Regions from separate parts of the Mus musculus genome. Here all the other regions are linked to region 2. A link is a loop called in an ENCODE intact Hi-C map of the cell type or tissue named here. Cell type or tissue: heart. All regions are shown on one strand.

The links. A loop is a pair of places that touch in the nucleus more often than their neighbours do. Peaks named below come from ENCODE experiments on the same cell type or tissue, not always from the same donor. Only the 100,000 strongest peaks of a DNase experiment are listed, where the experiment ranks them.
Region 1: a loop joins it to region 2, with 7 times the contacts of the local background. A loop is called at or near these places in 10 of 42 quality-filtered maps.
Region 3: a loop joins it to region 2, with 2.1 times the contacts of the local background. A loop is called at or near these places in 25 of 42 quality-filtered maps.

Annotation. Positions count from the first base shown.
Region 1 is chr19:10,522,434-10,530,433 of GRCm38, forward strand. It overlaps Sdhaf2 (succinate dehydrogenase complex assembly factor 2), which reads right to left and starts at 2,776. Exons shown (of 4, transcript NM_025333.4): 1 at 2,626-2,776. The coding sequence starts at 2,661. Cpsf7 (cleavage and polyadenylation specific factor 7) reads left to right here and starts at 2,811. Exons shown (of 10, transcript NM_172302.3): 1 at 2,811-2,894; 2 at 3,519-3,627. The coding sequence starts at 3,574. In heart, CTCF peaks have their summits at 3,723 and 7,834 (motif pointing right); DNase peaks (open chromatin) are centred at 2,788 and 3,328; H3K4me3 peaks cover 2,878 bases; H3K27ac peaks cover 1,700 bases.
Region 2 is chr19:10,598,836-10,606,835 of GRCm38, forward strand. Tkfc (triokinase, FMN cyclase) reads right to left here and starts at 5,423. Exons shown (of 17, transcript NM_145496.1): 1 at 5,333-5,423; 2 at 1,736-1,925; 3 at 473-583; 4 at 197-378. The coding sequence starts at 5,335. Ddb1 (damage specific DNA binding protein 1) reads left to right here and starts at 6,762. Exons shown (of 27, transcript NM_015735.2): 1 at 6,762-6,931. The coding sequence starts at 6,871. In heart, CTCF peaks have their summits at 4,196 (motif pointing left) and 6,609 (motif pointing left); DNase peaks (open chromatin) are centred at 3,626, 4,176, 4,916 and 6,656; H3K4me3 peaks cover 2,978 bases; H3K27ac peaks cover 4,909 bases.
Region 3 is chr19:10,535,693-10,543,692 of GRCm38, forward strand. It overlaps Cpsf7 (cleavage and polyadenylation specific factor 7), which reads left to right. Exons shown (of 10, transcript NM_172302.3): 7 at 1,107-1,225; 8 at 3,928-4,096; 9 at 4,989-5,156. The coding sequence ends at 5,151. It also overlaps a transcript of Tmem216 not described here. Among named protein-coding and RNA genes, the nearest start is that of Cpsf7, 14 kb to the left of the region's middle. In heart, a CTCF peak has its summit at 4,260 (motif pointing right); no DNase peak of the experiment used is centred here.

The DNA of each region.
Region 1 (8,000 bases), 76 kb before region 2:
GAGGAGGAAGAGGAGGAGAAGCAGCAGCAGCTCCAAAGTAGCAAAAAACAGCTTCAAACTCCAAATGTAAGAAGGTTATAAACTCTAAGATACAATGAAAAGAACTGAGTAATGACTAAGTAGATAAAGTGCTCGCTGTGCAAGCGTGAAGACCTGGGTTCAGGTCCCCAGAACCACATAAAACCCATGGCTGGGAATGACATCATGCATAAGTAACCCCAGCACAGGTGGATCCCAGAGGCTTGTTGGTCAGCAGGTCTAGTCAAAAAAACATCATGACCGCTGGGCGTGGTGGCGCACACCTTTAATCCCAGCGCTTGTGAGGCAGAGGCAGGTGGATTTCTGAGTTCGAGGCCAGCCTGGTCTACAGAGTGAGTTCCAGGACAGCCAGGGAGGCCATGGAGGGATGTTCTTTACTGACTTCCTTACCCTGGCTTGCTTAGCTTGCTTTCTTATAGAACCCAAGACTACTAGCCCAGGGATGGCACCACCCACAATGGGCTCTCCCACTTTCGATCACTAATTGAGAATATGTCTTACAGCTGGATCTCAAGGAGGCATTTCCTCAAGGGAGGCTCCTTTCTCTGTGATAACTCCAGCTTGTGTCAAGTTCGAGTACAGAGAGTATAAGTATCTGTAACTTTAGCAACAATAAGTGCTTTAGAAAGCACAAGCATACGGAGATACTGACTCAACAATTCACAGATCCATTCCCTCTGTGATTAGTTTGGAAAACAAGCTCCTGCTCCCCAGATGACTGCAAAACCAGCTGCACTGAAGCCAATAGGAAAGGCTGTGGACTGCACATGCCACAGCCCTGTCTTTCCCCAAATCCTCAACACACAAGATGATGGGGAGAATGTCCCAGCAACAGGCTTCTATCCAAGAGGGAAAGGTAAGACTGCTGGAACATCATCCAAACAGCTTCTGCTTTGGCTGAGTCTAAGTGCTACAGGTAAGGACACCTTTCTGTAGCTGTGGCAAGCAAAAGTGATGGTTTGTACCAGCAGCATTCACTTGCCATGGTCCCCATCCTGCCTTACTGCAGAATGAAAAGATAACCCACAACCCCCAGCTTTTCCCTGGAGATACAGAGCAGGGGTTGGGGGTGCGGGTGGGGGCATCCACCTGAAACTCCTGCTTCTCAGAGGCTGCCTGTGGAGCTGGCTTTTGTCTCTCTTGTCTCAGAGCAACAACAGGACACAGCCCATTCCAGATGCTGAGGGACCATAGAGACCAAGAGAGCTGCTTAGTTTTGGTGCAGAAGGCCATAGAAGATAAAGCAAGATAAAATCTAGTATTGTTTACAAGCCTCTTCCCCGAGGCTCGAGGAAGAGTTGAATGTATGGTTAATGTTCTAGAACATGGGGGTTGGCATTGCCGAAGGGACTGGTTGGTTTCTGTTTTGAACAACTTGCAACACTAACCAGCATACTCTAAGAAGTCCAGTAGCCACTGAGAATAAGAGAGCAGAGCAACCAGCTGGTCATGGTGCCTCATGACTGTAATCCACGCACTTGAGAGGCTAGATCAGAACTACTATGAAGCTGAGGAGTTTTAGTACCTAAAAAACAGGGTAGCAAGGAAGGAGGAGGGAACACTGAACAACTTAAAAGAGTGTTAACAAAACTACAGCATTGCAGAAACACCGACACACTTAAAACACCCTCCTCTGGCCTTCATGGGCACCTACACACATAGTATGCATAAACTCACAAAGGCAGATAAACACATGTACATACTTTTTTAGTCTAAAAAAAAGAATAAGAAAAGAAAATGCGATTGCCTAGCAGGCAAGGCTCTGGGTTTGGTGCTTAGCACAAACAACAAAATTGTCATATGTGATATAAAGAATATTACATAGTATTAAGGAGTTAGCAGTAAAGTATAATAATCATAAATATATGTGGATCTAATAGAGCACTCAAATATATGGAAGAGACACTTGACAGAACTGGTGGGGGAACACAACAGATTTTAATGCCACATTTTAATAAGGAATAGAATATATAGATGTCGGAATCAATACTAGACAACCAGAACAATACTAATTTAAGAATATTTAACTGAGATATACAGGCATTCCACACAAGAGATCATACATTCCTCTCAAATGTACAGATAATTATGCCCAGGAGATCACAAGTTGTCAAAAAACATGTCTTGATAAGTTTAAGATAAACCATACCAACTAGCTTTCAACACTACTGGAATAAAAACGGAAAATTCTCAAACATTTAAAACCAAGATGAGACAGGAGAATTACGAATTTGAGGCCAGCCTGAGTAACAAATTAAAACCGGCTTTTAAAAGGGAGACGGGGGAAGAAGCTCAAGAAAAGCTAGGAGGCTTTCGGGGGAGGTTCGGTAACTGTTCCTGGTATGCGTTGAGTCTCACACGGTGACTGGCCACCTAACCACATATTACCCAGTATTCTCACTCGAGCACACCGTGGGCTCAGGAAAGAATGGAAAATTCCCTGCATGATCGGCTCCAGCCTGCGCCTCGCCTTGAGGGGACCATTCCCTGGTCTGTGGGGTAGGTGAACTCTCCCTACAGTCTCCACGGCACAGAGGAGGACGAAACAGTCTTAGCTGCAGCCCGCCCCGAACCCGGCTCTCTCACCCGCGCCAGCGTCGGGATCAAGGTGACCACCGCCATCTCTCTCTTATAGCACAGTAAGCTGGCAACCGGGCCACTTCCGGGAATTCCGGGCGGTCGATCTGAGGACTTCAGCGGAGGTGGACCCCAAGCCGGAAGGCGCAACCGAGCGTATGGCGGAAGTAGCGGTGCGTGTGACGCCGCCGGTGGGGGGGGGGCGGGACCTGGGGCGGAGAGCGGTTCGCGCGCTTCGGGCCTAGTCGGGACTCTCCGCGGCCGCCGCCATATTCCCGGTAACGGGGGCGCGCGGCCCGGGGCCGGCGGGGCCGGAAGGAGGGCGGGGGCCGGCGCCGCGGAAGGGAGGGGGTCGGTTGGGGTGGCGGCGGCGGAAGACAGCGGGTGGAGGGAAGCGCGGGCCTCTGAGGGAGGGGCTGAGGTCCTGGAGCTGTGGGAGGGAGCAGGGCAGGCCTAGCCTAGGGCGAGGACAGGGCCCCGTTGGTGTGGAGGCGGCGGGAGCTTCCGGGCCCGCGGGGGCTCCGGCTTGGGACGCCCCCTGGGCCTAGCAGGTGCGACGGGCTGAGCTTGCGGCGTTCGCCGCGGTGGTTCACAGCGCGGCCTGAGGGCCCTCTCAGGAGTCGAGGCCCGGACTTGGCGGTGGCGCCATAGGCAACTACGGGCGCCGACTCGGAGCACCTCGGGTCGGGCCCGCGGGTGATGGGCAGCGAGCTCCGCGAGCCCGAGCGGCCTGGGAGAGCTGGGGGCGGCGCGAGGCTGGGGGCGGGGCAGAGCGGGTGGGGCCAGGCTCCCGGCCGCCGGGATGCTGCGTCTTGGGAGACTAGAGCTTGTTGACCCTTGCCCTCCTCCCAGCCTGGGACCCTTGTGCCTTAAAATTTTTTACCCTTTTCTGAATACCGTAGTGGCATCTTTCTTACTTTGTCGGTTCTCCGGGCTCGAGAGCGTATTTCCGGAGCCATGTCAGAAGGAGTGGATTTGATTGATATATACGCTGATGAAGAGTTCAATCAGGTGAGAGGAATTAGCAGCAGTTTTGGGGTTTCTTCCATCAATCTACTGGCAGTGGTTTCTCTCTCAGCTCAAAATAATTCCCTGTAATATCGAAGCGTTTCCCCCTAGCGGTGGCTTTGAAGACGACTGACCATTCCTCTTTAGGTTAATTTGAACCTCCAGGCTTCAATTTTAAAGGGCTTGCTTTAAGAGCAAATAAAAACCCAAGTGTAATAGTATGGTGAATCAGCCTGTGGAATTCTTTCCCCAAGTCATTTCAAAGTTGAATGACTAACCATAATTAAAAATGAAAATTACATTTGTTGTAGTACTGCGGAGATAATTTCGATGCTTGTTACTTTGCTGTTCTCTCAACTTGTGGCTCGAGCATGTTGGTCCCTCCCCCTGCTTGGTCCCCTCCCAATGGTGTACCATGAAATTACTTTAAAAGCCACAGTATACCAACTGCTTTAAAGGTGGAATTCCAGTGCCACTCCAAGTGTTTCAGTCTTTTTAAATAGCTTGACTGTCCTTTTTGAGAAGTCTCTGGGCATCCATTCGTATGGATGGAAGGAAGAAAGGTAAAAACCATTGAATAAACTAGTTTAAAGGCAAGTCAAGGACTCAGTCATCCTAGTTTGAATGTGTGTTTTAACATTTAAGTATCCCGTAAGATAGTAATCTGTGAGGTTGAGTTCTTCAATCTTGAGGTCAAAACTCAACAGAAAGTTTCTATTTAAAATTTTTATCTTACCTGGGTTCTTTTTAGTACTGTTATTGTTGAGCTAGCTGGTTCTTGTCATTGGTGTGTTCCAGTGGGTACACAGAAGGACCTGGAAAGAATGGGCTAGAATGCCTAGGTGGTAGCCTGACTTTGACAGGCAACAAAAGAGGCTCATATGTCCCATTATTGTATTTTAAATTTTGTGTGTGTGCCTGGTTTGTAGGTGCCCAAAGAGCCTAGTGGTATGGGTCCAATGGAGCTGGTGTTACAGGTGGTTGTGAACCACCTGATATAGATTCTAGTAACCAGACTCAGGTCCTCTGGACAAAGTGTTCTTAGCTACTGAGCCCTCTCTGCAGTCTTGCTTTCCTGAGTTTTATGTGTTTATTTGAGTCATACTTTTGTCGTTTGAAGTTTATGGCTTTTTGTTTAACAAGACTCTCTTAGTTCTGTATTACTGAAAGATAGCCCCAATTCTGAATCTATGTCATTGACTAGTACTGTAACTAATTCACTTCAGAGAATAGACAGTTGTTGACCACGGGCCATATTTGATCTAAAAACAAAAAAGGAATAAATGGTTTATAACTTAGGGGTCATAGACAAGACACAGTTCTTGTCCAGTGGACACGGCTTTGTCAAGGTACACATTATTACCCTCAGTAATTTGTTTATTAATTAACTTTTTTAAAAAAGGACTTTCTGATCTAAAGCCAAAATTAGTATGTGGACATTTATACCAAGCAGGCAATGTTGATATGGGGAAAACTGAAGCAAGTATCAACTTTGAATGTTTTACGTTCTAAAAGTTGAGAAAGGAGACCTCATCCCCATAAGTTCATTTTTGGCAAAGCTGGTTTTAGTGCAATCTGGAAGTTGCTAAATTGTTTAAAAAGTCTGGGTAGAGTTGTTAAAAGTTGGCTTAGATGGAAGTCAGCCTGTATGAATTGGGTTTTTGAATGTCTTAGAAGACAGTTACTGATTTGTCCCAAGGTAGCCCAGCATACAACTCCCTCAAGAGCACTGTGGTCCCTAAGGAAAATGAGCACATTTACTATGTGGAGCCCTGTTCTGTTTGCTTCTGAACTCTGGCAGCATGTACTGCAAAAACCTTGTGCAGGGTAACTTCATTGCTGTTACAGATTCGTGCTGCTCAGTTAGGCAAGGGGGACTGAGAACTGCTGCTCTCCTGAGTTCTCTGTCTGTTCCTTCTCATGCTAAGATAGGCTTTATAAGTATGCCTGCTTCTCTATCAGGAAGGATTTGAACTCCTCTAGGATTACTACTGCCAGAGCTAGTGAGGTGTTGGGAGAGACTGAGTCCCTGTGCTGGACAGTAGGTGCCATTTGGAGTGGTTAGAAGTAAAAGTGATAGTAGCTAGGTATGATGACATGCATCCGGAATCCCAGTGCTTTTGGAGACTGGGCCAGGATTGCTACAAATTGGAGGCCAGCTTGGCTACAATGTCAAACTGTCAGAAACACACACAACAACAATGTACTGTAACAGTGCAGAATAGTGGGCAAAGGTTGGGGGGTGGGGGGAGAGATACTGAGAACTGTGGAGATGCATGAGGCCCAGAGTTGATGTGGCCTTCTAAAAATCAAAGAAAAGGTAATCAAGAGCTGGTGAGATGGCTCAGTGGGTTAGAGCACCCGACTGCTCTTCTGAAGGTCCAGAGTTCAAATCCCAGCAACCACATGGTGGCTCACAACCATCCGTAACGAGATCTGACTCGCTCTTCTGGAGTGTCTGAAGACAGCTACAGTGTATTTACATATAATAAATAAATCTTTAAAAAAAAAGTAATCAACAATCAAGATGGTTCTACTGAGAAAACTATATCCAAGTTAGTTACTTCATTGGGTCAGATACTGAGAAGGAGCTATAAGGTAGGAAAATTGAACATACTGGAGGGCAAAATCAAACTTGCTACTAGGAAGTTTCATGATATAACATAGTAGCTTTTTGTATGTATCCTTGACAACAAAATTCTTACTGAAATATTTAATTCAATATTGAATACATATTTTCAATTTAAACTTAACAAAAATTTTAGCATTGCCACCTATAAAATATGGGTGTGTATTTGATTTTTGCTTTGTTTGTGGGATAGGTCCGTTTTTGTTTGTTTAGGGTTTTTGGGTTTGTTGTTGTTGTTGTTGTTGTTTTATTTAATCTTTTTTACAGTCCAGTTGGCTAAGACAAGGTTTCTTTCTCTCTAGCCCTGGTTATCTTGGAACTCACTGTAGAGTAGGCTGGCCTCAAACTCAGATCTACCTGCCTTTGCCTCCTAAGTACTGGCATTGAAGCCATATGCCACCATATACAGCTACTGCTAGCTTTTTTAGGTTCCATGGCTTGAATAGACCATTGAAACTTGGAACTCATTGGGTTTTCTTTCTGAAGTGGTAATCTACACAAACAAGGTCCTATAGGATTGATCCTTTTTTGTTCTTTCAGTTTTTCAGAGAGCCCGTTGATTGCCTTTAAGCTAACAGTATGAAAAGGTTCCCACTGATGTGTTTGCTCCCCAAGTTGAAGTCTTCATACTGGTTCACTGACCTTTTTATTTTATTTTTTTTTTTTTTAGCTAGCCAGATCTCAGTGATGACTTTTGCCTTATAAAACTTAGATACATCTTTGAATCGCAGATACTACATAAAAGGAATCTTAGTTTGCCAACTTTGAGTATATAAAATACTATCATTTCCTTATTACCTTTAAGTTTCATTTGAAAATCTTTTGTTTTTTTCCCCTTTAAAAAGCCTTGGTGAGAGATATAAAGTCTAGTTGTCCTTAATATCCTTAGGAGATTGGTCTCTGGCTCTTCCTCTGAAACAAAATCTTCAGGTGCTTAAGTCTATTTAAAAAGAAAAATATGTTAATGGGCCTGATGGTACAATTTTGTACCCCAGCTACTAGGGAAACTGAGGCAAAAGTTATCACAAGTTCAAGACCAGTTTTGATAACTTGCAAACTTAGCCAGACCCTATCTCAAAATTTAAAAAAATCAAAAGTTTGACTCAGTGGTAAAGAGAGACCTTGCCAGCAGGCGGTGGTGGCGCATGTCTTTAATCCCAGCACTCAGGAGGCAGCAGAGGTAGGCAGATTTCTGAGTTCAAGGCCAGCCTGGTCTACAGAGTGAGTTCCAGGACAGCCAGGGCTATACAGAGAAACCCTGTCTCAAACCAAAAAAAAAAAAAAAAAGAGAGAGAGAGAGAGACTGAGAGACTTTGCCTAGCATGTTTATATACTAGACAATACCCTTTTGAATAGGTATTTGCATGCAGAATCTTCATGTATTCCTTTCACATACTTAAAAAAAACACCTCTAGATAATGGCAGTGATTATTTTGGCTTTGCTAAAAGCAAAATCTAGGGCTTGACTTTTGCTAGGCAAAATCTCTACCTACCCCTGTATTTTTAATTTTATGTGTTATGGGTGTTTTGTTTGTTTGTATGTCTATACATCGTGTATGTGCATTGCCTTCAGAGGCCAGAAGAGGGCATCAGATCACCTGGGACTGGAGTTACAGTTACTTGTAAGCTGCCAGTGGTGCCTGCAATCAAACCCAGGTCCTCTGGAAGAGTAGCCAGTGTCCTTAACCACTGAGCTATCTCTCCTGCCCCCATCTTAAAGAAAATTTTAAAGGATGTTTTCAGCAGG
Region 2 (8,000 bases):
ATGAGGACCTGTCCTGCACTGGAGGAAGCGCTAGGAAGGGGCAAGTGACTACATATCCCCACATGGAGGGGAGGGAAGAGAACTGGTTAAGTGGATGCCTGAATTCTAGGGCTAATTGCTGTAGTAATGGTAGAGACTTTGTGATCAGGGAAAAGAAATGGCTGGTGACTCAGTGTCCCAGGATGGGGAGGCTAACCTTGTGGATAAGTACTGTGCCACACAGGCCACGCCGGCCTGCCTTCTTGAGGACGGTGAAGGCACTGTCATCCTCAACTATCACCATCTCCACAGAGATGCCCTCGGCCTTGGCCTGCTCCATGGCAAGTCCAAAGTTGAGCCGATCCCCAGTGTAGTTCTTCACAATGAGGAGGGTGCCCACTGTAGGAACAGTAGCATGGTGTCATTGAGCCTTGCCCTTCCCCACCCCCAACAGAGCCCACCCACAGCATTCTCTCCTACATGCAAGCCTGACCTGTGCCTGCCTGGGCCACAGCTCTAATGGCTGCCAGGATGCTGCCCACAGGAGGAGAGGCAAACACAGATCCTGCGATGACACCTGTTAGCATCCCTTTCCCGATAAAACCTGGAGAAAGAGAAATAAGGATGCCGGGTAGAATCTAGGTCTGTTATCCCTGGGGGCTTCCCACATACCTGAGATCCATGTTTAGGTAAGCCCTACTTTGTGCTTGTGCTATGGCTAACCCCTACACAGGAGTCATCTTGAAAGATCTTCCCCTGACCTCCTACCCTGAAGAACTCTGTCTACTCTCACCATTTTCTGTTCTTCCTCCTATTCTTCTTTTACATAAAGCTTTTGAAAAAAGATTTGTTTTATTTGAGTGTTTTGCAAGTGTGTATATATGTGCACCAGGGCACCACATGTGTGCCTCATGTCTGTGGAGGTCAGAGGAGGCAGTGGTTCCCTGAAACTGGAGTTACAGATGGTTGTGAGCTGCTATGTAGGTACTGGGAACTGAACCCAGGTCCTCTGCAAGAACAAGTACTTTTAAGTGCTGAGTCATCGCTCCTGCCCCTCCATGTTTATTCTAGTGTTTGTTATAACCCATAAGGCTCTCTGAACTGCTCTTATTCACATCTGTCTTCCCAGAGTGGGGCATAAAAGTTTTCTACAGGGGAGGATCTTGCCTGATTCACATGTGTGCCCTGTACAGGGCCAAGTATATCAGAATATCGTGGGCTCACTAGGAGCTGATGAATGAATAAACAGAATATTGCCGGTGGACAGGAGAAGTGAACTGACATAAAGTCTGAGGCCTGCTTTAGGAGCTCCTAACGGAGGATCACATCTTTGCATCAAACAGGAAACCAGCTAAGATGGGTCAGCTGCGGGAAAAGGCATGATAGGATTGCAGAAGAGGGGTCCTAATTTGTGCTTGTAGAGTCAAGAAAGTTTCATGGAGGTGTTGGGTCAGCTGGACTGGAAAAACAGGCCAGGAAGACGTTTGAAATCACCAAGTCTCACACCTGAGGCTGTGACAGCCTCAGGGGTTAACTGGCTCAACCCTGCATTTCTAGAGCTGTAAGAATCCAGGTGCAGAGACAGGCTGTGACTGGGCGTGGAGTGGCTGGGGGCTGTGGGAGGATGGAGACTGGGCCCATTGCTAACTCTGGCCCCTGCACTGATTGTCTGGTACCTCACACTAGCACTGAGGACCTCCCAGGATCCCTACTCTGCTCTGGCCAGCACCCCTTACAATGAACACAAGATACTCACCGGCATGGGCAGGCTCATGGCCTGAGCCTCCACCTGACAGAAGTGCTACCCGGCCCTTGAGGGTGTCCAGGTCAGAACGTAGGGCCACACGGTGCCCTTGCAGGAGCTGCAAGTCAGGGTTAGAGGCTACTAACCCAGCAAGGGCATCATCAGCACACCCTTCCACAGAATTCACCATCTTCTTGGAACTCTGTGGAGGAAGAGCAAGAAACAAGAGGTTCAGAGTGTGGTCAGCAGGTACCCCCATCCTGCCTGCCCAGCAACATTACAGTGCCAAATCTCCCCAGGGGTTTCATGCCAGGGGAAAGGAACTACAGAAGCCACCTAGGAATTCTAAGGATACAGTGGTACCTTGAGTTATGTCATTACCAGGTGCAGGTGTCTGTGACTTCTCAACTTTCAATGTTTTATTCAGTATTTATTTAACTAATAGACCTTTACACCATGATTTCTATGTATCACCATGATTTCTATGTATCCTGCAAAACAGCTTCAATGTAAAGCAAATGGGGGAGTTCACTAGAAAAAAAAAATGAAATTGGGGCCCTGTCAGTTTCTGTTAGAGGAGGTAGGTTTTAGATTGAGACTCCTATGATGGGTAGAGTCTGGGCAGGCCCCACACCAACCCAGTTGGTACCACAACTGGTTTTCCTGGGCTAGAGCTAGACCGTTCATGCAGGGTAGCAGGGCCCAGTGCTAGGCCCTTCATGGGAACACAGATATCATTCTTACGTGCTATGCTATGCAAGAGGGACATACATGTGTGTGGAAGCACAGAAGAAAAGGGCCTCAGTCTCCTAAAGGGGAAGTCTCTATGAAGAACAAGAAAGAGACATGTAGGCATTGGGAAGGGGGTGGGGGGTATTCGGAGCAGAAGGAAGCATAAGCCAAGGTATGGGATACAGAATAGAATAGTGGCTCCTGGAAGCATCAGAGTGACATAGTGTTGCAAGCAATATGGCCTACAGGAAGAGGTAGACAGGGGCCTCACAAGCCACAGGAAGAATCGTTCACAGGAATCGTCAGGGTCAAAGCCTCAGCTCCAGAGCCTAATAACTATCCTCAGAGCCATGTCCTCAACAGGCCAGTTAAAGAGACAACAGTAAGGAGCAGACAAAGGAGATTTATCAATTTACTTATAATTTATGTTTTATAATAATTTATCAGATTGTTCATTATTTATCAATTCATTAATATGTTCTCATTGGGAAGAGGAACAAATAAAGAGGTCCAGGGATACTCTCTCATGTCCAAAGCCATCTTCAGGGCACGGATACGAGGTTTAGGTTTAAACAGAGAGGTATGTATAACCTAGTAGTTCTAGCTGGGTGTGGTAGCACAGGCCTTAGGAGATGGAGGCTTGGGGGGCGGGGGTGGGGGAGGACTCCGGAGTTCAAGGTTAGCATCAGCTACACAGAAAGTTGGAGGCCAACCTGAGCTACAGGAGACCCATGTGTCTCAAACTGAACATAAAAACTGAAACAAGCCAGGCGTGGTGGCGCACACCTTTAATCCCAGCACTCGGGAGGCAGAGGCAGGTGGATTTCTGAGTTCGAGGCCAGCCTTGTCTACAAAGTGAGTTCTAAGACAGCCAGGGCTATACAGAGAAACACTGTCTTGAAAAAAACAAAAAAACAAACAAGCAAAAAAAAAAACAAAACAAAAAAAACCCTGAAACAAGCCAGGTTGTGGTGGTGTGTGCTTTTAATTCCAGAACTCAGGAGGCAGAAACAAAACAAAACAAACAAACAAATATAAAAAATAAAACACTGAAAAAAAAAAAAGCCTAGTCAGTTAGGGCCAAGGTGTGGTTGACTGACTCATCCCCTTCTTGCAGGCAGCTGAAACACTGTCAGAAACATGTGAAATCTCTTCCTGGCTGCTTCTCCTCGTGAGTGTCAGGGCCTCTGTCTCTCTGTCTTTACCTCCCCCAGCTTGAGATTCTTGGGAAAATTCCACTTTGTTGCAGGCATTATTTCAGCAGTCTGATAGCTAATGGGAAGGGGTGAAATGTCTCTTTAGAATGTCTGCATTCTGCCAGGGCAGTTACACGGTGAGCTATGGGCCTCCTTAGGAGAGAGGGCGTGCAAAGGCTGACCTAAACCCTGGAGAATACCTCTGGGTCCAGCTGAGTCTGTACAGCGTGTGCAGTAAGAGAGACCAGAGTCGCCGTGTGCCCAGGCTCTAGTGTCAGCAGGACACCACGCCTGAACTCAGGGAGCAAACCTCTGTTCTGGGCTCAGTTCTTCCTCTGGGAACAGTGATTTACAGAGCTTATACCAGTGTTACGGGAAAAGCTCGCTAAAAAGGTGCCATAGCCCCTTTTGTGAACAGGCTTTGAAAAGCTGGAGCTAGCTAAATAACTGTTCCGGGATGGGATGTAGCCAGCAGCCTTTGTCCTCAGGAGGCAGGAAGAGCGAGCCTCAAAGTGGATCCAGAAGAGACTGCTGGCGCCACCTAGTGATCGCAGCCTGACCCAGGTCTCCGCAAAACACACTTCCTGCCTCTTTTTTCTGAGCCTTTATGCAAAATGAAGCGCTGATGTCTTCCTGCCAGGCTTTCCTTCATTTAACAAGGGCCAAGGCCATAACACCTACTTAAGGATGACGAGAGTGGCCTAGGTCAACAGACAACAAGCAGAATAAAATGAGCTCCATTTCTTACGCACTAAGAGCCAGACCCATTTCTAAGTATGAATATGTCTAATTTAATTTCCCCAATAACCCTTTGGAGGTAAGATTAGTACAAACAGCAGAAAACTGAAGCACAACAAATGACTGTGCACAAAGTCACACAGCCAGCCAGTGCCTAGACCCTCCAGGTTCATCCCAGCCACATGCTGTTTTCCCAAGTGGCTGAAGTCACAGGCACAGGGTGGGGAAAGAGGGATCACTGAGTCTCCCTCCAAGAGATTCCCAATCATTCCTGCACCAGAGCCATGCCTGTTTCCCAGTAACACAAGGGAAAGGAAAGGCAAGAAAGGGGAGGTACAGACTAGGCCACTAGGATTCTAGTCTGATCAACACTGTGCGGCCAGGCCATGTGCTAGCAGGTCTTAGTCTGCCATACTGCAGATGAGGTTGGCGAGAGGAGAGACCCGGAGAAGTGAAGCCTTTGGCATAGTAGTAACACAGTGATGGGCACGAGGCTGAAATCGAGCCCAGATCTGTTCAAGATCAGTTTTAAAGCAAACCCCGGGGACACTGAGAGCCTCCCACATTGCAGTTCCCTGCTCTGGGAGCAGCCCACACATGCCCAGGCTGAGGAACAAGGGCCCGATCATTCCTCCAGGTTCCCTCCTTGACTAGCAAAGTGACTTATCACACAGCAAGTAACTTGTTGTTCTGATCTAAATGCGTGCCTGAGATCCTAGCCATAGGGGTTTCAGGGTGCCTCAGGTTAACCTCAGACCTGGCTTGGCCCAGTGCCCCGCCCACAGGAAAGGGAACGGGGATTAAGCTGGAGATACAAAATGAAATTCTTGTCTTCTGAACCCCAAGAGGCAGCATCGTCTCAGATGGGGACTAGAGAGAGTCCGGGTGTCCAGAGTGGGGTTCCCCATGGTCGTCCCTCTATTGTGGCTCCCACAGGACTCACCATGGTGGGAAAGTTCTGAAACAAGCTGAGCTCACACTTCTGCTCTGAGATGCCGCCGGGTGGACGGTCCTGACTGCTACCAGGTCTGAAGTAGAGACAGCAGCACCTGCAGGAGTGGAAAGGACTTGAGTTGCTGAAGGTATGGGCAGCCGATTGGCAATGTCATGCCTCCCGTGCCTGTGCCTTAAGAATTAGGGAGCTGCCTCAGACTTTGATCCAAGTCCAAACTCTAGTTCGTGGGCTAGGAATGGAGAGGAGCGTGGGGACTGACCAAAGTTCACACCCCCACTTAGCCAGAAGGCAGTGTTTGGAATCATGTCCAGCTTAAAGCTGGGAAGGAGAAAATGTACAAAGACCTTTACCTTTCTGGCTGGCCACACTAGTAGTGAGTCAGCTCTGTGATCCTATTTTACTTCTGGAACACAGACTGAAAGCTCTAGTGAGTTGTCTAAGATTGTGTTGCTGAGAGTTAGGACTTGAGCCCATGTCTAGTCTTGCTACAAAGCCTAATGTTTCCCCTTAGTCAACCAGTTTCCCAGAGTCAAGTCGAGTGCCAGCTGGGGAGGTACAAATCATCTTCAGTTCCACCTGGTTCAAACCTAGCTACACTGATCTCTGCCTCATTTGTAAAATAGGGAGTTAGCTCTCCTCCTCCGGCATTCTGGAGATGCTTCAGGACTAGGCTTCTGCTGCTCCTCCTTTGGGGTTGGGGACATGGAGGCTGTCTGATGAAGCCTGGGACCTGCATCTGCGGGGCTGATTGCACTAGTCACCTGGGTGTTTAGGCTCTTCCTGTGAAATTCCTGCGTTGTATTTGAGCTTAGAATTTGTATCGCAGTAGAGGCACTAATAGTGCTATCAAGTAATTTAGTGGAGAGTCCTTTCGTTTCTGGAGAAATTAAAAGAGGTGAGCAAACACACCCCCAGGTGATGTGTGAGGCTGGGATGATTGTTCTAAAGTCAGTTGAGGGCATTCGAGGGATCAGGAGGAGCTCGAAGAATTAAGCAAAGGAAAGCACGATTCTACTCTGGGATGTGCACAGATGGTCACCTCTTATCCCCAGTCTAGTCCTCCGCAGCCCTTCCTGTTTTAAAAGAGGGAAAACCCCGAGGACGCCTGGAGCTATGGAGGAAGGAAGGAGGCAGAATCTGAGGAAGGGGCGCGGATCTGGGCTGGGAAGCCAGCAGGCGGCCACTTAGGGCGTAGCAGACCAAAGAGGAGGCCAGTTCTGCCTGCGTACCGGTACTCTCGCTCTCATCCGGGTACTGCGACCTCTGGCGGTTAGGAGAAGGCGGGACCTCAGGGGGCGGGGCCTCGCTTGGTTGGCCGCCTCGGGCTCCGTAAGTCCTCCAAGAGGCCAGGTGAGGCCGTCCCGTGATCCTCTGCGCCTGGCCTCTCTGGCCTGCAACGTGTCTCAGGGGCGGAGGCAGCAGCCACGGAGTTGGCTGCGTGAGGGTGGGGGTTCTCAGTCTCTTCGCTCGCGCCCGTCTCTCTATCGTCGCTCTAGGCGCCCCACGGGCCAACCCAAGGCCTCAATATGTCGTACAACTACGTCGTAACGGCGCAGAAGCCTACTGCAGTGAACGGCTGTGTGACCGGTGAGATTGCCCCGGCCGGAGACCCGGGCAAGGGAGGGATCCCAGGCCTAGGGAGGCCAGCGGCCCCAGGGGCGGCGGGAGCAAAAACTTGGGCTCCGGGAATGGAAGGCGCTGGCAGTCGCGGAACGTCCCCCTTAGCTCGCGATCTCAAAGGAGCTGTTCCCACCACGCGCCTTTTGGGCAGCGGAAGCAGCTATTCTGGGTCCTTTTTTGCTCATAGGAGGTCACTTGTTATTGAGGATTGGTCCAGGCCTGATGGGACGGAGAGCGAAGTGTGAGTTGTGTGCGTGGTTGATTGAGTCTTCAAACTTGCCCCATGTGGTCAGGGGAAAGGGGAGATGATAATGGGGCAAGTTTTGAGTTCATAATTTTCCGGTGGATGTCCAGGAGGTTGAGGAATTTGAGCAATGTCTGCACCCCCCCCCCCCCGGCCCTCTCCAGACCCACCCTTTTGCCTGGGGCTGTTGTTTACTCCAGGGCGCTGCTGGAGAACAAGGTTTGGTTGGCCCGTCAGTGTGCGAGCTTTGCCTTGTTTGTGTGCGTGGCTCTTTATCGGCAGTTACATCCCAAACCAAAGAACATTCATCTTGAACTCATATTTTCAGCTACTTAAATTCGTGTATTTACGTAAATGCTAATCATTTCAGAACAAAAGTTTCTTGTTCAGAGAGAGCTACAGAGGGCTGGGTGGTGTTGGTAGATTGCTTGGGAGATAAAAGGACAACACTGAAGGCTCTGGGAAATTTTCTTCGCTTTATCTTTCTGGATGGGAACTCAAGGAAACACAGGCTTTCTCCATTAGCGTCAATTACAGTCTGCTGTTGTAATTTAGAAAGGAAAACCCAACAACCATCCGAAGAATTTTCGTGGTCATAGTTTGTTGAAGGCCAGGCTGTTGTTGCCCAGTCGACAGTACATTTTTAAAAGTCTGATTAAGACTATAGCTTTGTTGAGTGTGTGAAGCAAGACATTGAGGTGCTTCATTTGGTGAGGAGGCGAGGTCCTTAGGTAGATTTATTTAGAGGTACCTGAAAGGCCTATCCTCCAGCTTCCAAAGTTAGAGGCTCTC
Region 3 (8,000 bases), 63 kb before region 2:
GCCTCTGCTTCCTGAATAATTGGTATTAAAGTTCTGGCATGTGCTACCACACCAGGTAGACCGTGTTCTGTCAGAAGGTGGTGGTGGTTTGTACTTTTAGTTCCAGTACTGGAGAGGCAGAGTGGGCAAATCTCTTGAGTTTGAGGATAGCCTGGTCTACAGAGTGAGTTCCAGGACAGCCAGAGCTACACAGAGAAACCCTGTCTTGAAAAAATAAAGGGGCAAGAGGTGGCTCAGTGGTTAAGAGCAGTGACTGCTCTTCCAGAAGACAGGGGTTCAATTTCCAGCACCCAGTTGTTAACTCACAACTGTCTGTAACTCCTAGTTCCAGGGGACCCGGCACCCTCACACAGACATATTTGCAAGGCAAAATAGTAATAATTTTTAAAAAAGAAGGAGAAACAAACAAAAAACAGAGTGTTTTAGACATTTGTTTTCCGTGAATGAGCACTGAGTGCTGGTAGTTTTCCTCTATATTCTCACTGTGATGTTGAGTCCTGGGGCATAGATTATTGTCTGCTAGAGGTTTGTTTTGCACTTACATGTGGAAGCCAAAGGACAACTTTGGTGTCACTGTCAAACACGCTGTCCACCTTGCTTGAGACAGTCTTTCACTGGCCTAAAGCTCACCCAAGTAGATTAAACTAGCTAGCCGATAAGCCCCAGGGATCCACTTGTCTCCAGCACTGGGATTATAAGCATCCTCTACCATGACTGTTATTTTTATGTGGGTTCTGGACATTTGAACTCAGGTCCTCAATCTTGCATGGCAAGCACTTTACAAGCTAAGTTATTTCCCCCAACTCTTGTCATTGTTTTTTATTTAGTGTTTTCTGTTTTCATCTTATTACTTGATCCAAAACATATCCTTCATAGCTTCCTTTAAGCAGCTTGTTTAAACTCTGTGCCATAAATGGCTGCTGCAAATGCTACAATGATTACTACTGTTGAGTTAAACCAAAATTAGGAACACATATGATATAAATCCTGTCCTTGAAGAAAAGAATGAACATTTAAGACATACCTAGAGAAGTTAATACTTCTATAGAATGTGGTGAAAATAATAAAGGTTGCAAGCAGTCAGCTGTGTAATTGTCTCTCTGCAGCCGAGATTCAGGCCCTCCACCTTCTACAGTGAGTGAAGCTGAATTTGAAGAGATAATGAAGCGAAACAGAGCAATTTCCAGCAGTGCCATTTCCAAAGCAGTGTCTGGAGCTAGTGCAGGTAATAAACTCTTACTTTACTGACTTTGTCTTAAGTTTTTCCCCTTTGTCATTTCCATCTGGAAACCTTTGAAAAGCTGAGTTAGAGTTCTGTTAGAGGTCAGAAGATGTGCACTTCAAGAGCAGTGTGTAACTAACTCCAGTCAAATGTCAAGACCTACTTTGTAGAAAACAACTCAGTGCCTTGACTGTGAGAAATAGATACTATTTCCTGTTTGTATTTATTATAGAATATAATTGCTGTCTCAGAGAGATCTTGATCTCAGAAGTGATCTTTAGACTTTATGTTTATGCAGCAGCTCCAACTCCAAGTAGAATTAAAAGCCCTGGGGTTTTAGAAGTGGTATCTCAACTAGATGGTGCTCTGTTACACTAAGAAGTCTGGGCAGAGCTGGTAGCCTGTGGATAGGCTGTCCTCTGAAGGCAAGTCTCTTGTCATCATAAGGCATATTACCCTTTCAGCTAACTTGCCCTGCTCTCAGCAGTATATGTAGAATCAGCAACTAGGATTCTGCGAGCCCTGGACATAAAAGAAGAGACTGTAGAATAGGAAGTTTATAGACAGATACTCCGTGGGTAGAGCAATGGCCTGGCATACTAGAATAGAAAGGTTTGGAGTTCTGGTCCAAGTCACTCACTTTCTCCCCGGGAGTTGCCCACATGGATCTAAATGTAATATAGACTATTAGTACTCAAAGAAGTAAGTTCAAATTGACTGTTAAGCGGTTTCCCATCATTTCTGACCTTTGGTTTTAATTTGATTCTACACAGTAGTTTAAAAACAAAGTATGTGTTCTTGTCAGTTTTTCCCTCACCAGAACAACATAACTTGACCTCTTAAGTTATATAATACATGTACATTGTTATACAATACACAGAAGAGTTCAGAGGAAATCATCTTTGTTCCTTTTTCAATGTCAGTCCCATCACCCTGAGATGGCAGATAAGTAAATCTTTTTATCTCCCTCTCTTTTTCTTATTCCAGTCGTAGAAACTATAATATTTATTCTCTGTGCCTCTAAAACAGAACTTCCTTGCCTGTATGGAGCTGCTATTGCCAGTGTCCTGGTCCTTCACAGCGCCACGCTTCCTTCATAGTCTCTGTCCATTCTGTTCTTCCTACTTTGCATAAAGGAAGCCGCCCAGTTTTGATTTTCAGCGGACATCTGTGGATTTGTTGAGTCAGGTGCACATTTGGGAAATGAAAGGTCTAGTTATTGAAGGCAGCCTGATGATTTTTTTTAAATGTACAAGTATAGGTATGAGAAAGAGATGATATTTTAGACAGTTTGTATACCACAATGGCCCCATAGGAGGGGAGTATGTATGTATGTATATACAGTGTGTGTGTTTGTGTATGTTGTATAACATCTAGTAAAACCTGAGTTTATGTAAGTACACTCTGTAGTGTTTTAACAATGATGAAACTACGCAACAGCAAATTTCTCAGTGTGTTGCCCTGTCATTGAAAGCTGTATATAATAGAGTGTGTATATTATATATACATATAATAGAGGTATTATAGTATATATTATAGTATATAAATATAATAGAGGTGTATGAGCTAACATATATGTATGATTATAAATTTGAAATATGTAGATTTCAGACATATTTTCAAACGCCTTTAATCCCAGCTCTCAGGAGGCAGAAGCAGGTGAGATCCTGCCTTGAAAAAAATAATTGTAGACTCAATACTGTGTTTAAGAAAAAAAATGAAAATTTTCTGTGAGGACTACCAAGACTACCTTCTGAATGGTGGGTATTCCTCCAGTTTGGGGGATGAATACACATATCACAACATATATATAATTTTGGTTGTTTTTTTAGGAAAATGAACTGCAAGGCTGGATATGTATAGATTGGTGATGGATCAGTTACCTAGTATGCTCAAAGCTCTTAAGTTCAACACCCAATACCACATAGGAAAAAAAAGAAAAAAAGCAGTATTTATTTTTTTGCTTTCTCTATTTTGAACACCTATCTTATTAACTTATGTTATTTGTTAAGACCTACTGCATTATGCTAAATACTTTTAATAGGTGACTTTTTTTGCTTACAGGTTTCTCATGAGTTTTAACTACTAGTAATCTATGGAGCCATTGTTTCTTAACTTATGTAGTCTAGCAAAAGCCCTAGGAAAGATAAAACAATAAGCAACATTATTAAAACATGGTTAAACATACATAGTTCTGTGACCAGAAATTTTTTAGAATTGTTAGCTTAAATATAGGGATAGTTTATTTTTTAGACATATGTGTGTGTTTTGCATATGTGTATATGTATATATACCGTATACATTCTTGGGATTCAAGGGGCCCATTTGGTTTCCTGAAACTAGAGTTATGAGTGGTTGTGATCCATATAGGTGCTGGAAATCAAACCCAGGTCCTTTACAAAAGCAACAAGTGATTTTTAACAGCTGAGCTATCTTTCAAGCTCCAGGACAGTTTATTTTAATCCTTATTTTCAAGTAGCCCTTGGACAAGTATGTACTAATTATAGGGCCACAAGTATATGTCAGCTTTCAAACGAGACTATAGCTGTTACTCAGTTTTATACCTGCTATGTCTTCTTTGCCCATTTTACTATGGCTCTTTAGAACAGCTAGTCATTGATAATTTATCTCCCCCTGCATTCTCCTTTTGGTCCAGCTTGGTTACTGCCTCTGCTCATCCTTGGCCTTTCCCTCCACCTTATCAGGGGATTACAGTGACGCCATTGAGACACTACTCACAGCCATTGCAGTTATCAAACAGTCCCGAGTCGCCAATGATGAGCGTTGCCGGGTCCTCATCTCCTCTCTTAAGGACTGTCTTCATGGCATAGAGGCCAAGTCATACAGTGTGGGTGCCAGTGGGAGCTCTTCTAGGTGAGTTGATTGACCTGGAGCAACACTCTCCTGAAGTTTGGTTGGGAAAAGAAGGAAACCCAGGGTATCTGATAAGGGATTTGGATTAAAGAGGGCGCCTCATATTCACTTTTTTTTTTTTTTAGAACTATTTATTTATTTTATGTATATGAGTACACTGTCGCTATTTTCAGACACACCAGAAGAGGGCACCAGATCCCATTACAGGTGATTGTGAGCCACCATGTGATTGCTGGAAATTGAACTCGGGACCTCTCAAAAGAGCAGTCAGTGCCTTTAACTGATGACCCATCTCTTCAGCCCCTTACAGTCATATCTTTAAGATAAATGAGACATTTTCATTAATTTTGTTAATGTCTAGAACCTGTGTTCAGTAGAAGCAGTGGCCTCATTTAGGAGAAAGAGTCTAAAAAAGAACATAGTCCTCAAGGGCTGGGGACATAGCTCAGTGATCAGACTTCTTGCCTAGCACATGAGGCCCTAGGTTCAGTCTTGAGCACCATGGGGAGGCTAGGTCTAGGTGGACACATGGGGATTTTAGCCAGTGGGCTTAAGTTTGAATCTCAGTTCTGTTGCTAACCATCTGTGTGGCCATCTTACGTGTGGAGGTTAGCAACTTTCCAAGAACTTACGAGGAAAAGTCCTAGTACTTGCCTACAGACCTATTGTAAGGTGAAATCATAATAGTTGGAAAATTCTAAAGACTCTGTTCAATACATTAGTAAGGTCTTGACAAATCCGTCAGTCACTTCCCCCCAAAAGAAGCTATGATCTTCTGACAGTGCCCCTATGATAGAGAATATTTTAGGCAAGCATTGAGAGATACAAAACCTCATGTGGAAAGAATGTGTTGTAGGCCATTGGGGTTGAGGCTGAAGGATGTTTCTGACAGGAAAAGACATCGGTCCAGGGAGAGGTCACCCAGCCGGTCCCGGGAGAGTAGCAGGAGGCACCGAGACTTGCTTCATAACGAAGACCGGCATGATGATTATTTCCAAGAGAGGAACCGGGAACATGAGAGACACCGGGATAGAGAACGGGACCGGCACCACTGAGAAAGGTGGGAACGAAGCCCTGTTCTTGGCCAATGGATTGTATGTGAACTGGGTATGGTGGTTCATGCCTCTAATCTAGCACTTGGGAGACCAATTCAGGAAGATTGCCATGAGTTGAAGGGCAGCCTGGACTACAAAGTAAGACCCTGTCTCAGAAAAAGATTTGTAATAGAAATGTTCTGCCCTCAAGTTCTTAATAAATGAAAGCCATTGTTATTATCATTATCAATAATAATATCATTTAAATACCAGTAAAAGGGAAAACTGATCAAGGCAGAAGAGATTGTTACCTTAGTTTTCATGATAAAATATTAATGACTTCAAGAATGGATATCCATTAAAAGCTTTAGAGTAGAAAACCATTCTGAAAAATCTTCAACAGCTTTAGAGACCTTGTGATATGCTTGTTTTACTAAGTTTTGTTAAAAGTGGGAGTTTTGAGGAGTTGGTATAGATGATTGAAAAGGTAGGTCAGCTCTTCTGGCTCAGCCTGGGCTTCCTGTCTCTCAGCTCTGCTTTTTTTTTCACAGAAAGATATTTATCTTGGAGGATGAGCCTGTAGCTCTTGAGTTTTATCCCACTATTTTACAATCCCAACTTAAAGCTGCTAACAAGGATTGTTTGTGGTATAAGAAAGAATGGGTGTTGGCTGTTTCTGTGGAGGTGTATAAAATAGACCAGAATATGGCTAGGAGGATCTACCTGGTCTGTTGTCTGATTGATTGTTCTGAAGTAATATACTTGAGCAGGCTCTGTAGTTCTTTCTTATTTTTATTTTATGCACATTGGTGTTTTGTATGAATGTATGAGGGTGTCAGGTCCTCTGGAGCAGGAATCACAGACAGTTGTGAGCCACCATGTGGTTGCTGGGAATTGAACCCAGGTCTTCTGGGAGAGCAGCCAGTGTTCTTAAACGCTGAGCCATCTCTCCAGCCATGACTATGTAGATTTTTTTTTTTTTTTTTTTTTTTTGGTTTGAGACAGGGTTTCTCTGTATAGCCCTGGCTGTCCTGGAACTCACTTTGTAGACCAGGCTGGCCTTGAACTCAGAAATTCTCCTGCCTCTGCCTCCCAAGTGCTGGGATTAAAGGTGTGCGCCACCACTCCCCGCTGACTATGTAGTTCTCAACTATGGATGCTGACTGGATGAGGAAGACTGGAAACCTTCACCTCTTGTGCATTTTCATAGGTCTTGGTAAACTCAAACCTTTTGCAAAGTCTGTAAAACTCTACATAGAGGCAGCCTCCTAACAGACAAGAAAGCATTTCTCTGTGTTTGCCTCTGCAATGTTGTTAGTGTTAACTGCTTTAACTGCTTTGGTTTTTTGAGTCAGGGTCTCTTTATGTGTCCTGGGCTCATTATGTATACCAGGCTGGCCTAGAACTCAGAAAAATACTCCTGCCACTGCCTCTCAAGAAGTGGTATTAAAAGCAGCCTGGCACTTAAACAGACTTATAGCTTAGATTGTTTCTGTCATCTTCTACAGAAAGTAAATGGAATGATAAAAATTAGGAATGCTTTCAATCTACACCTTTCTCTGTTTCTTTTTTTTAATATTTTTCACACAGTATATTCTGATCATGGTTTCCCCTCCTTCATCTCCTCCCAGATCATCCCACCCATCAAATTCTGTGCCTTATTTCTCTCTTTCTTTAAAAAACAAACAGGCTTTCTCGTTCTTATCTCACAGAATTCTCAAATGTAGGATAACATACATAGAGCCAGCAGTTAAGCTCTGAATGGGTTCTGTGTTTGTCTCTCTAGGTTTTTGCAACAGATTGAGTTTCGAAAGGTGTCTACATTAACATCTATAGCTTGTGGAAATGTAGGGTAATGAAGATGGAACCCGCAAGTGGCTTTGGCCTTCTTTCTTTTTGGGGATGGGCAAGGTCGGCATGGGTGTCTTGGTCTATCCCTTCATTAAATAGCACCATCACTTTCCTTGTGAGCTAGCACAATTGAAGCATTACTTAAAATTCAAAACAGCCAGCACTGGATGTTGTGATCAAACTTGTAATGCTAGAACTCAGGAGACTCGGGCAAAAGAATTATAAGTTCAGGGTCATTCAGGACCTTGCCTCAAAAAAAAAAAAAGGAAAAGAAAAAATGTAATATGTGGCTGCAGGCAGATATCAGAGTTGGAGGCCACTCTGGTCTACAGTGCAAGTTCTAGGACAGCCAGCTGCACTGAACAACCCTATCGTGAATAAGAAGGAAGGAAGGAAGGAAGGAAGGACAGGCGGACAGACGGACCAGAAGAGGAGCTGTTACTTTGTCTATGCAAAGCAGCAGTTGTAGTGTCTAGAGTCTTATTCAGTGTACTTTACTAGCATAGATGACTGCCTATCACCATTCCTGGTGGCTTTGCTCCTTTGACAACCTTTTGGTAGTGAAACTGGTACCAGCAAGATTCATCAATCCATCTGAAAGTCCTCTGTTGGTAGTAACAGAAAACATCTTTTTGACTGGTACAGGCCTATGGTAAAATAGGGAAAACTCGCTCTTTGGTAAGTTTTCTACATCACTTCTTTCCTGGTCTCCCCTAATATGTACAAGTGAATCAGACACTTTAAAGAGATTTCCCTCTTTAAAGAAGAAAAAAATCATCTTAAATTTTTATAGTGGTCTGGATTCTATCTTCATTTACTAAGTTGTAGCTTAGAAGGTTTCATGTTGGGGAAGTGATATACAGATCTGCATAAAGAACTTAGTCCTCCAAGCTATTTGAACAGCATTTACAGCATCTTTACTTAAAAACAATTGTATTTCTGTGCTGTGAATAAGTGTCCCTGATCAGGAAAGGTGTGTTTTGTGCAGAGGCCTCAATGGAACAGCAGCATCCTCTTCT